Regions from separate parts of the Homo sapiens genome. Here region 1 is linked to region 2. A link is a loop called in an ENCODE intact Hi-C map of the cell type or tissue named here. Cell type or tissue: K562. All regions are shown on one strand. Each heading gives the region's core, and the rest is flanking DNA. Links, peaks and the distances in the headings are about the cores only.

Region 1 (6,670 bases), core at 856-5,855, 520 kb after region 2:
GGTAAACTTGAACAATTTGGGTTTGAACTGCCCGGGTCCACTCATATTCAGATTTCCTTCTGCCTCTGCCACCCCTGAGACAGCAAGAACAATCCCTCCTCTACCTCCTCCTCCTCAGCCTTCTCAACATGAAGACAATGAGGATGAAGACCTTCATGAGGAGCCCCTTCCACTTAATAAAGAGTAAATATATTTTCTCTTCTTCATGATTTTTTTTTTAACATTTTCTTTTCTCTAGTTTATTTCCCAGCACTTTGGGAGGCCTAGGCGGCGGATCACGAGGTCAGGAGATCGAGACTATCCTGGCTAACATGGTGAAACCCCGTCTCTACTAAAAATACAAAAAGTAGCCGGGCGTGGTGGCAAGTGCCTGTAGTCCGAGCTCCTCAGGAGGCTGAGGCAGGAGAATGGCGTGAACCCAGGAGGCTGAGGCAGGAGAATGGCGTGAACCCAGGAGGCGGAGCTTGCAGTGAGCTGAGATCGCGCCACTGCACTCCAGCCCAAGGAAAAAAAAAATTCAGAATGTAATACATTTAACATACAAAATATGTTAACTACTCATGTTGCCAACAAGGCTTCCAGTCAACAGTAGGCTGTCAGTAGTTCAGTTTCTGGGGAGTCAAAAGTTATATGTGGATTTTTGACTCAGCCTGGGGTTGGGGTGGTCGGCACCCCTAATCCCCCTCTTGAACTGTAATAGAAATTTCTCACTGTTCAGGGTGCTGGCAGATGGGGTGTGTGGTAAGGGCTCTTTCTCTGCTTCCAAGATGGTGCTTTGTTGCTGCACCGTCTGCAGGGATGAACAGTGTCCTCACATGGCAAAGGGAGGGAAGGGTAGAAGGGTCAAGGCGCTCTCTGAAAAGGGCATTAATCCCATTCACAAGGCAGAGTCCTCATAACTTAATCACTCTCCCAAAGGCTCCACCTCTTAATATTACCAACTTGGTGTTTGAGTTCCCACCTATGAATTTTGGAGGGACAGGTACATTAAAACCATACAGCGATGGCAGGCAATGATAGAAGTAGCAAAGGGCTTGCTGTAATCTATTTTAATAAGTAGAAGGCATTGTGTACAACAGAATGCCTGACATAATTGTTCAAGATCAAATTAATAGCCCCATCATCTCAAGTATCTATGCTGCTATGTGACAGATGCATTCCTAGGAAATCTTGCATGATAAAAAAAAATTAATAGACCAAACAGGAATTTTAAATGCATACCATTATTGTTTCTGAAGAAATTTCAATAATAAAGGTGCTTTCTTATACCCGTAAGTGTATAACTATGAAACCTAAATATTAATGAGCAAATATAGTATTTTATCATATCAAAAGACCTTTCTTTATTAGTCCTGGCACTACCACTAGCCAGAACTTCTTGCCATTTATATAATCACCGATACAATAAATGGAGCAGAGCTGCTCAAATAAAGAGTACAATGAGTTTCCCTTTTCAGAGTGGAGAAGCTTCCTAATTAAGACTGCATTGCAAATACATTACCATGTAATGCAAATTGATGGAATTATAAAAGTCTATACTGTAATTAAAAATTTTTTTCATAAAAAATAAAATGTTAAAGTCACTTACCTGAATTATCAGAAATTGCCAATTAGACAAGAAGTAGTTCATGGACTAAGACCCAGAAAAGCTGTATTCTAGATTTGCCAATTCTAACCTTGGGCAAATCATTAAACTTTTCAAGGCTTGAGTTTTCTCATCCAAGAAATAAAGGGCAGGACTAGACAATTTTTAAGACCTCCCAAATCAATATTTTTATACTCTTTTATTTTTCTTGTCTACAAGGCTATTATTTGTGTGAAGTTATGTTACTTACTTACTTTGACCTTGAAGTTCAATGTGTCTATTCCCACATAACTTTTCAAATAATTAGAATATAATTTCTTAATATTAAAATAATTATAAATCTTGAGTTTTCTTTTACTATTCACAAGACACTTTGGATTTTGCCATGGTCTGTTCTAAATACTGCATAGTAACATGACAAAATTGAATTGGTTCATTTTTTCATGCAGTTTCTCTGCATTTCACATAGTATGTTTTTAATGACTCTGTAACACCATAATACATTACTACACTTCTAAAGTTCAATAGTTTACCCTTACTAATTTTTTGCTTTCATGTCAGAGCCACACTCCCCCCCCGCTTTTTTTTTTTTTTTGGCAGGAATGGAGGCACTAAATAATTGCTTAACAACTAAAAATTAATTTTAAATCTCAGATCATGTCGGATCTTTTGACTAAACACAGTACTCCCAATTCCAGGATTTCTTGACTGCGTGCTGGTGAGAAAGAATTTGACCATCTCACACCAGGTCTTTTTGCTGCCTCTTGCCTTATTTCCCTAAGTGCCTAGGAGTGCTCCCTTATCTTTCTTCTGATTCAAGACACTAGATTGTATTGTGACACAGATTGATACTTTTCTAGAAACTCACAATTTTAAAAATGATAAAAATTACATGTATAATGATTGAACAACATGACCCTGCATCAGGCATTCATTTTCTATTTCATAGCTCAAGTAATGGCATCTAGGAAATAGCACTAGAAAAAAATGCTAGTTTCTAAAAAGTCAAAACAATGAAGTAATTATCAATGTACAGGAACTTTTCTTTCTAAATGGTTTACATTTCAAACATGCAGAATTGATAAGGTAATTTTTTTTTTCTTGGCCAAACTACAAGCCTCAAATTTGAGGAATTTCAAGGTAATTAAATGGTGCCACCTATTGGCCAAATGTATCACTGCAGCCTATCTTTTTAAATATAGAGGATGTTCAATAAAGTTGGCAAAATCCTAAGTGCAAAATTAGAGGTTCTTATCCATTTGAGACAGTCACATTTGTGAATAAATTTTAATGCAATATTTTAAATTAGATAACATATCTCAAATATATAGCTATTTTGTTGTTAGAAGGTTTGTCCACAAGGGGGGTGTGTGTGTGTATGTATGAATAAGAAATACATATATATGCTCATGAAAAGGACACTCATTGTAGCATTAGGTTATTTTTCACTCTGAAATGGAGGGGCATACTGGAAAAGCTAATAGCTAAAGGCAATCCTGGACTTACAATAGCTCTTTCTGCTGGTTGGGACTAAACAGTACCTACAACACTGGGGATCTAGTATTGGAAATGACTGTAATAGTTTTTTCATACAACTTATGGAATTAGTTAATCTCAGTGATTTTCAGTTATCCTTCATAATACAGTATCAGAAAAGGGGTTCTCATAGTAGGCTTCTACAGAGTCTTTAACTTGCCCATGAAAATAAATGTCACTTTAAAATGAAAGCCAGAATTAATTTAAGAAGCAGGCCACGAGTTCTGGTAGCCCTAAAGAATAAACTGCTTCTTTTTTGCTTTATTGTGACTCTCCTAATTTGTTGAGAGGAATATTAGTTGTATCTCTATTTTAGATTCCATGACCAACTTGCAGGTTTTTTTTTTCAATATGCTAAAATATTTTTTGCTTCTTAGAGACACTGTCTTGAATTAACATGGACTTTTGGCTAATCTACATAAAACTACACTGTAGGTTAACCTACATTTATTCTAAAAAAACTGTAACATAAATAGAGAGCAATCTAGAAGCCAAGTGCTCATTCATTTGAGATTAATTGCCTCTTCAGATCACTAATTCATGCTCCAGTGTCCCAGGAGAGTTATTTCCCATGAGTGACCACTTGACTCAGAAGGTATTTTAACTCATCCAGGCTTCGTACAGGACAAATCTTATTACTGTAACTTAGTTACACGGCCATAAACATAGTTTCCCTTTCTCTTTCTCAGCTTGTTTACTTAGTACCAGAAGAAAGTCTCCTCTGTGACCACTGGTGACTTAACTCAGTTTGAATGGGCACAAATCCAGCAACTGACAACATTGTGTGACACTGAAAATTGAGTTCATATTATTTAAAATAACTTTAAACAAGGGTAAATGAAGTCACATTCACTGTAAGCAAACAAGGAATAGACCTCATGTCCTTCTGCAATCAAAAAGGGATGTGAAAAATAAAATTCTTATAAAATTGTTGTTGATTTCAATGTCGAAGATCTTAGTCACAAATTTAAAACAAACAGGAGAGATAAAATAGCAATTAATGAACAGTAACCATGAACCTTCAAAGGCAACAACCTGAAATTATAAACTGATGAGCCATGGAGGCACTATTTAACCCGGGAAGTGCTGCTTTTCTAGGGTGCTCAAAGCTTGTACTCTTTTTGGCTTTAGTATTTTTTTTAATTTTGAGTCCCTCTACAATTTTACCATTAAAAATAACTGTCATTTGATAGCAATGTTGTCATTCACACAGTCACCAGATTCAGCAAATATAAAAAGGAAGACACTAAGATAAATTTGAATTTCAGATACAAATTTTTTTTTAGTATATGTACTATTCAATATTTGGGAGACAGGCAGTGTATTTCATTAAATATACTATCACAATTGTGCTGATAAAATAGTGCTACAATTGTAAAACAGGTTAAACTAGTCTGAAACTATGGTCATGCATATCTTAACTACGGGGATATGTTCTGAGAAATGGGTAGTTAGGAGACTTCATCATTGTGTGAATATCAAGAGTGTACAAAACCTGGATTGTATAACCTACTATACACCTGGGTTCTAATAGTATAGGCTATTGCTCCTAGGCTAAAAACCTGTACAGCATGTTACTGTACTGAATACTGTAGGCAACTGTAACACAATGTTTTTGTGTATCTAAACATAGAAAAGTACAGTAAAAATAGGACTACTATCATATTTGTGGTCCAACCTTGACAGAAACGTTGTTATATGGTGCATGACTTCAATTAAAGATCTCTACACCAGGTTTTTGGATTAAAGCGGATACATGACAAAGCTCCAGTTTGACCTCAACAAATCTAGATTTACTCTTCTGAATCATCATTAAGTTGATCAGCATCTAATTCACATCTATTACTGAACATCTATGTGACAGGAACTGTGCTCAACCATTCTTCCTGTAACAAAACTGGACTTCCTGGCAGGCACTTGTTCGTGAAGTCTGTGACAAGGATGACTTTAAACTATTTAAAAACTACTAAAAATTAAATTTGTAGCAAAATGGCATATACAGCTACAACATAAGCTATGAGTACAAACCAGTGTTTAAAAAGTTTAATACCTATTTTTGTACTACTGAATTGCCACTCATTTTAAATAGAGTGGCAATTTAATGACACAAAATCTTTATACTAGGAGATGTAAGAAGTTGTAACTTAAATATAATCCTATCTACATAAAATTAAAGCAATTAGAGACTCTATTTTTATATAGAACGAGATCAAAGCAGATTATAGCATTGCAACCCTACCTGTTTAGTCTATTTTCATTTAAAGGAAACAAAGTTAGTGACTATGCCATTTCATATAAATACACTGTGCCCAAAATGCAACATTTCATGAAATAACTGAAACAGTGAAAGAACTGTTAGATTGATTGAGAGGAAATCTACATGGATGACTCAATGTTAGAAACCCTAAGCATGATTTAACTATCCAAGGATTAAGAGGTTCTGGGAAAACTCTTAAAAGCTCTTGGCAAAAATGATCATGCTATAAATAATGTAAACCATGTCTAATAACAGTAAGAAAAATAAAATGCTTTGAAAACTTGTTTTATATAATGTAAGCATTAATGTATAATTAAAACTCTAGCTAAACGTTTAAAAAGAAAATAATTTTGCTTCAAAATTTCCTTTACCTATAAATTTTAGTTCCTTTTTAAAAACTGGACTCAGTTTAAGGGCCCTTTGCTGGCATCATTTATTTTTGAATAGGTTCTCCCACTATTTTAAGAGTGGATTTGATTGTATTTTTAAAAACTTTATTGGAGTATACTACACATACAAAAAAGTGCACCTAAGTTTGTACAACTGAATTCATCATGTGGTCAATACTCAAATTCAGAAAAACATAACAGAACACAAAACATTACCAACATTCCAGAATCCTTTTTGTCCTTTCTTCCAGTCAATTCTTCCTTTCCCAAGGGTAAGCACTATCCTGACTTGTAGCAGCATAGTTGTGTTTTTGTATTTCATATTAATAGAATTACATAGGATGTACTACTGCGTCTGGCTTCTTTGGTATATTGTTTATTACTTTCATCCATTTTGTTGCTAGTTATAAAGCATTTATTCTCATTATTATATAGTATCCCATTACGTGAATGTGACACAACTGAATTGACAAAAATAATTCTAGTGTGCATTTGAGTAGTTTCTTACTTTTGGTTATTTAGCACCGGTATAGACTTTTACATGAGTAAACATCTTTTGGTGAATATATACATACATAAACACACACACACACACATATATGCATTTCCGGTTGGTCTATACCTCAGAGTGAAAGTGCCAGGTCCTAGGGCACATTGAGCCTTAGAACTGTCAGTTTTCCAAAGTATTTATACCACTTTACATTCCCATCAACAGAATTTTAGGTTGTTCTACATCTATAACTTGGTGTATTTATTTTTTCATTTTTCATTCTGGTAGAGATGTAGTAGTGGTATCGCATTGTAGGTTTAATTTACATTTCTGATGATTAATGAAGTATGGCACCTTACCGTGTTTACCGACCATTTGAGTATCTTTCTTTGTAAATGTTTATTTTTCTGGTG
Region 2 (6,670 bases), core at 664-5,663:
AGTGTAGACCTCCCACATCCCAGCTGCCTGGCTGGCAGTGGGTGGGGAGTAAGCAGTAGAGAGAGGACAGGTGGCCCGGAATCTAACAGCTTGCCTCTGGATTCTCCCTAGTAAGCTTGGAATGATGCTGGAGCAGCTCTGGGCCGAGGGGACCAGTCTAACGCTGGACGCAAAAGACTGGGCGCCACCTAGTCTGTTCATCAGGTATTAAATGCCCTGAGTTTTCAAAGCTCTGGTGATTCAGTAGTGGACGGGTAAGGTTCCTGCCTCTCCTGGGGCTTACCGTCCAGGGGTGGGGAGGACGTCACTATATGAAATTATCTTATTTATAGCTTAATGTCATTATTTAAAAAGGGGGAGGGAATCACTTGACGGGTGGGCAAGGTGGGGACGGGGTTGGATGGAATGGTCAAAAAAGGTCTTTCAGAGTTCTTCCAATCCTGAACTAACTCACCTGCACCCTTGGCCCAATCATTTTCACTCCCGAGGGTCTGCACTCCTCGTTTCTACATTGGTTTTCTAGGAAGAAAGGGGTTGGACCCTCCCCTCTTTAAGCTGGGTGGGGTCCGAATCCCGTGCTTCTTTCACTTCCTGAGCCGGGCTGGCTGGGTGGGAACAGGCTCCTTGCCGCCTCCCCAGCGCTGGCCACTACCACACTGCCGCCCGCCTGGGCCTCCTTTCAACCTCGTGGTGGAGCCCTGCGGTTTCCCAGCGGAGCCGGGCCCGGGGCTGCTCCCTCGCGGGCGAGGCTCACCTGTCCCGGCCCGGCCCCCTCCCGCGCCCCAGGTGGTTCAGGGCAGGGAGGAGCCGCGCCCCGCCCCGCGCGGTAGCAGCCAACGCCGGCCCCAGGCGGGTGCGCTGGGAGCCTGGGCCGGGAGCCGGGTGAGGGCGCCGAGAGGCTCGGTGGGCGCGGGCGGCGAGGTGAGCTGGGCCAGCGCAGCAGGCGGGGGCGGTGGTGGGTTCGGGACGGCTCACCCCGCGCCGGAGCGAGTGCGGGGCCGCGCGACTGCGGCGGGAGATGCGCTGCGCCCCTTCTGGGCGCGCTGGGGCAGCCAGGAGCTCGCGGGGCCGCGGGGCCGCGGGGCCGCGGGGCCGCGGCGCAGTGGCGGGGTCGGGGTCTGGTCGCTGCCTCGAGGCGAGCAGCTGCCAACATCTGGACGGGACGGGAGCAGGGGGCCGGGGCAAGGCTGGAGCGGTGTGGGTCTCTAATCGTCCAGAGCCCTGCGGGGCCAGTGACTTCGGCAGAGCCGAGGGGAGAGGAGATACTGGGGGTCAAACTGCTGGAGAGAGCGCGGAGCTGGGGCTGGGGTTCAAGGCCGATCGTGGGGCCAAGAGCGAGCGTGCCAGCTCCAGTGTTTCCCCCTGCAGCGCTTCACGCGCGACCAGCTTGGGTGCCGCCGCTTCCCTTGCCCCGGCTCTTTACTTTTGTTGTTGAATAACCTACCTTACACATTGGTTAGTTACCTGGGGCTTCTCAAAAGCCGGGTCTGGAGGCTGCTCTGACTCCAGGGGGCTTGGGTTGTGAGGCTTCAGGTCTGTATGCCCTGTGGCGTTTGGGGGGAGCTGGTGGGTGGAGGGGTGCTGTCCACCTCCCAAGGCCAGGGGATCAGAGAGTGGGAAAAGTCTAGAATGCTATTTAAATTCCAGTAACTAGCTGTGTGACCTTGGGCAAGTTACTGAACTGCTCTGAGCCTCAGTTCCCTTAAAGTAAAATAGGTATTATTAATATTATAATCATTACAACAGACTTAGGTTATATGATGTTCATGGAGTACATAGCATACTGCTTGATTTTTCCCCCTTTGTGTTGATGTGGTGATGTGTGTGTTGTGGGGTGGGGGCATTCTTTCCCACCCTGACTTGTTCATGGTTAGGCTTCCTCCAGGATGCCTTACTTGCTGACAGCATCACAGAGGCCAAGATTAGGGCTGCCAGTGCACGGGCCCTGCAGATGGAGGGGGTGTTGTCAGACTGCCCTCATCATTACCCATCGTATTTGTCAGAATTGTTTTCTTTGGGTTGGGTTTTGGTCACTTGAAAATTGCCTTATACTATGTAGAAATTGATTGGGTCACATAAATGAAAAGGTCGAGGGTTTCAGTTTAAAGCTATAGCTAGTTCCAGAGGCTCATACAAGGTTCCAGGGCTAGTTCTCTCTCTTGTATATCTTAGCTGTTTTTCTCTCTGTGTTTACTGGTTCTTAGTATGGACGATAAATAGGACTTGCACCTTCAGGCTTATCTGCTCCTTCAGAGAGAGAGACAGAGACAAAGAGGGAGAGAGAGAATCCCATCTTCTCTATCCGTATAGCAGTCTCTCTCTGTCTCTCTCTCTCTCTCTCTTTTTTTTTTTTTCTTTTGAGACAGACTCTCACTCTGTCACCCAGGCTGGAGTGCAGTGGTGTGATCTCGGCTCACTGCATGCAACCTCCACCTCCCAGGTCCAAGCGATTATCCTGCCTCAGCCTCCCAAGTAGCTGGAGTTACAGGCGCCGGCCACCACGTGGGACTAATTTTTGTATTTTTAGTGGAGATGAGGTTTCACCATGTTGGCCAGGCTGGTCTCGAACTCCTAACCTCAAGTGATCTGCCCGTCTTGGCCTCCCAAAGTGCTGGGATTATAGGAGTGAGCCACTGCACCCGGCCCCTTATAGCAATCTTATTGACATACTGGACCAAAACAGAACCAAGCCATCTCAGCAGACAGGGAGAGGTTTACACAACAGGAATGGGCACATGACCGACTGTGATTGATAGACTGGCCCACCTCTGCTGCAAGGCATGTCGGTAGGGGGCGCAATTCCCAATGAGAAGTCTGACAAAACAGGACATGTTCATTTTACTATCTCTGTCTTTGCTCACCAGCGCCTAAAGGTAGTCTGCAGTAGAATGTAGACAGCCTGAGGGCCGTATTCCATCAGTCAAGTCTTCATCTAATGCATGGAGGGCATCCTGTGTGTCCATCTTTTCATTCATTGTTTTTTGTTTATTCATTCATTCGACATATAATAAATGCTCAACATATGCCAGGGCCTCTGCCAAGGGCGAAAATGCTTGCTTTTGAGAAGCTCACAGTCTAGTTGGAAAGACAGATATGAGGATAACATCGTCTAGGACTCATCTGTCTGGGGACGTAGTGAAGACTCCCCAAAGAAACTGTAGTTGAGCTTTGAATTGAAAATGAGCTCCAGCCTGGGCAGCAGAGCAAGACTCCGTCTCAAAAAAAAAAAAAAAAAAAAGAAAATGAGAAGGGCTGGTCTAGGAGAAAAATTCTAGGCCATGTGGTAGGATTCCAGAGGGACACTTTTTGTTGTAATATGTTTAGGTTACTCTACTTTCTTGCTTAGAACATCTGAAGGTAGGTCGTTCGAAGTGGCCACAGCTCTTTGGTGGCTTCTAGAAAATTATCTTCTTTTTCCAGGGTGACTAGAGCTCCATCATGCCTTCACATGACAACATCCAAAGCAGAAAAAAGAAGGCCGGGGCTTGCTGCTTAATCTTTCTCTAGATAATAAAGGACAAATTTTCCCCGAAGTTCCCCGCGTCACTGGCCAAAGTGGTCTAACGCTTACCCTGAAACCAGTCATTGGCAAAGGAGAAGAGGGGCCCATGATTGTTTTGCCCAAGCTATTTTCCGGAGCTGTAGGAGGGGCTCACCTACCTGAGCATCCATGCTCCATGTCTGAACACAATCAGAATTCTGTTAGCAAGGAGGAAAGTGAGACTGCCTGTTGGGCTGTTAGGTAGGCAACAAACTGTGTCTCCCAGAGGTGGGGACAGGTGATGCAAGGTCTGGCACAGATTGGTAATCAGAAGTCCAATACCATGGGAGATGCCTAGGGTGTGGCTGAGGGGAGGAAAGGAGCTGAGGTTGGAAAAGTAAGTAAAGACAGGACTACCCTGTATTAGATTCCATGGATGTCACTAAGAAGCATAGTAAATCTTGGTCCAATTCCTCAACAAGCTTACACCTGAAACCTGGAAAAGCTTCTCTGAGTTTTCCATACTCCCAATAGTAATAGCAACAGTGGCTCACTCTATGGTGGCAATTCTCAAGGGGTGGATTGGGGTGGAGGAGTTTCAGAAGAGTTTCAAACCCTGTGTAGTTTGAAAAGCCTCACATATGATTTTGCTGGGCACCCACTGCCTACCTTCCCCGGAAACTCCCTGTCCCTCTCTTGAGAACACTTAGTTGCTCTAAATCATGACTTTGTTTCAGTATTGTTAACTGTCTTCAAACTAACAGGCTGGGACTTGGTGAAGATGCAATTAATGGTAGATCCTGGACTAGTAAACAATTCTCCTGATGCTAAGTCCAAAGAGCGATAACTTTGGTAGTTGCATTTAGTAGGAAACCAGCCTCTACCATGAACTGCTTTGAAATCATGTATCCTATTTTCATCTGAAATGTGAAGTGAGTGCTGCACTTTGTTTCTGCTTTATATGGTAGACATTGGTGGACATTGGTGCTGGACTTTTGGAATCAGATTGGGCAACCAAGGATGCCGCTTCTCATGATCCTCTATCCTCAATATCTAGTTAGCAAAGAAATTGGCAAAAAGACATGATCACTAATGCTGGAAGAAAGCAGAAGTGGAGGGCAGCATATTTTCCTGTTTTCAGCAACAATACTGCCATGGGCTGGCCAGGATCACTGGAAGAATGTGAGGGAATGAGGTAGAGAGAAATGCCTTGGGCAGTCATTTATTTCACAAATATTTATTGAGCATCTACTGTGTGCCAGACACTGTTCTAGGTGCTGGGGATTGGAGCTTACAGTCTACTAGATGGAGACATTTATTTATGTTTTGTCTAATAAGTCAGGCGGTGAGAAGTACAGAAATAAAAAATAAAATAGATCCAGACAAGAGTGCAGTCATTAGAAACAAACTGGATATAGTGCTGGAAATCATGGCTTATTCTCTCTTGTTTCCAGCAGAGCTATATGGTCTAAGCAGGTAGGGTTTTGGGCAAAAAGGACAGGTGTTCATGTGGAAAAAGACAGTTAAATGTTAAATAACTCAATTTTATAGGATTTCTTTCATGCAGAATTTCTTTGATTGTTTGTTATAACTCACATTGTTCCTAAATATGATTTATAATGACTTACAAAAACATGGTACCAGGTCATGAGAAATAAATGTAGAAACATGAGCAAAGGGAAAATAAGGGTCATTTCTTTCATCATTATGTTCCAGAATTGTTTAGTTTTGGTAGCAGGGAAAGGAAGAAATACGGTGGTTACAAATGTGGTGATTCATGCTCAGGGTTCATTATTTAAAAGAAGAGAAAATAAATTTTGATGCCTCAGGAACTTGTACTTTCTTTTGGTGTTTAAAGAATCAATTTTATTTGATAGAAAAAGTGGTCTCTTTACTAAGGACTTGTATGAAATTTATCTCCTGAATTCAAAGAAAACTAACTTCTTTTGGGTCAATATAAAGTACACCAAAAGTTAACAGATCAAAAGTCCAATTCCAAAGTTAAATAATATGCTACAGATACAAATTGATGAGAGGTTATGTTTGGACCCATTACTGCCTGGAAAAAACAGAAACGCAAATAAAATTTTAAAGTGTTGAAGTGTTTTGCAGAGGTAATTTTAACTACTTGCTTTTATTGAGTTTTCTTGTTGTTCAGTACAATAATTTGGATATAAGTCTTGTGTCAGAAATGTAATTTGTAAATTACTTCTCCCAGCGACTGCCTTGTCATTTTTATTCCCTTAACAATGTCTTCTCAGAGCAAAAGTTTTAATTTTGATAAACCAGTTTATCGATTTTTTAATACATCCAACTTTTATTGTTGTATTGAGGAATTCTCTAACTAACCAAAAAGTCTTGAACATTTCTATTTTCTTCTAGAAGTTTCATGTTTTATGTTTTACACTTAGGTCTATGATCCATTTTACTTTAATTTTTGTATAAGGGATAAAGTATGAGTCAAAGGTATTTTCTTTTTGGTATGTGGGAGTCCAAATGTTCCAGCACCATTTGTTGAAATGACTGTCCTTTCTTCCCTTGAATTGTCTTAGAGCTTTTGTCACTAATCAATTAGCTAAAATGTAAGGGTTTATTACTAGACTCTCAATTCAGTTCCATTGATCTGTATGCTTACTTCATGCCAACACTACAGTATCTTGATTATTGTGGCTTTAGAATACATTTTGGAAGCACATAGTGTAGGCCCTCCAACTTTATTCTTTTTCAAAATTGCTATGACTCTTTTAGTTCTTTTGCCTTTCCATATGAATTCTAGAATTAGTTTGTCAATATCTACAAAAAAATCCTCCTAGGATTTTGAATGGAATTGTATTAAATCTACAGATTAATTTAGGAAGAATTGACATCTTTACATTATTGAGTTTTCTAGTTCATGAGCAGGGTATAACCATCCATTTATTTAAGTCTTTGATTTCTTCCATCAGCACTCTGTAGTTTTCAGGATATAGATCTTGCACATATTTTGTTAGATTTATACTTAGGTATTTCATTTTGGGGATTGCTGTTGTTGCTGGTATATAGAAATAGAATTTATTTTTGTGTGTTGGTATTGTATTCTGTGGCCTTGCTAAAGTTACTCATCTGTTTTAGGTGGGTCCTTTGTAGATTCTTTGGAATTTTCTACATAGACAATCATATTATCTGTGAATAGAGACAGTTTTATTTTTC

The links. A loop is a pair of places that touch in the nucleus more often than their neighbours do. Peaks named below come from ENCODE experiments on the same cell type or tissue, not always from the same donor. Only the 100,000 strongest peaks of a DNase experiment are listed, where the experiment ranks them.
Region 1: a loop joins it to region 2, with 6 times the contacts of the local background. A loop is called at or near these places in 11 of 110 quality-filtered maps.

The regions. Positions count from the first base shown.
Region 1 is chr2:149,558,737-149,565,406 of GRCh38, forward strand. No RefSeq gene overlaps it. Among named protein-coding and RNA genes, the nearest start is that of MMADHC-DT, 25 kb to the right of the region's middle. In K562, for the core only: a CTCF peak has its summit at 2,745 (motif pointing left); a DNase peak (open chromatin) is centred at 2,745; H3K27me3 peaks cover 257 bases.
Region 2 is chr2:149,037,881-149,044,550 of GRCh38, forward strand. It overlaps LYPD6B (LY6/PLAUR domain containing 6B), which reads left to right and starts at 819. Exons shown (of 7, transcript NM_177964.5): 1 at 819-921. RefSeq lists silencers at 572-911, 922-1,081 and enhancers at 1,162-1,211, 1,252-1,311. In K562, for the core only: a CTCF peak has its summit at 2,785 (motif pointing right); a DNase peak (open chromatin) is centred at 2,761; H3K27me3 peaks cover 1,037 bases.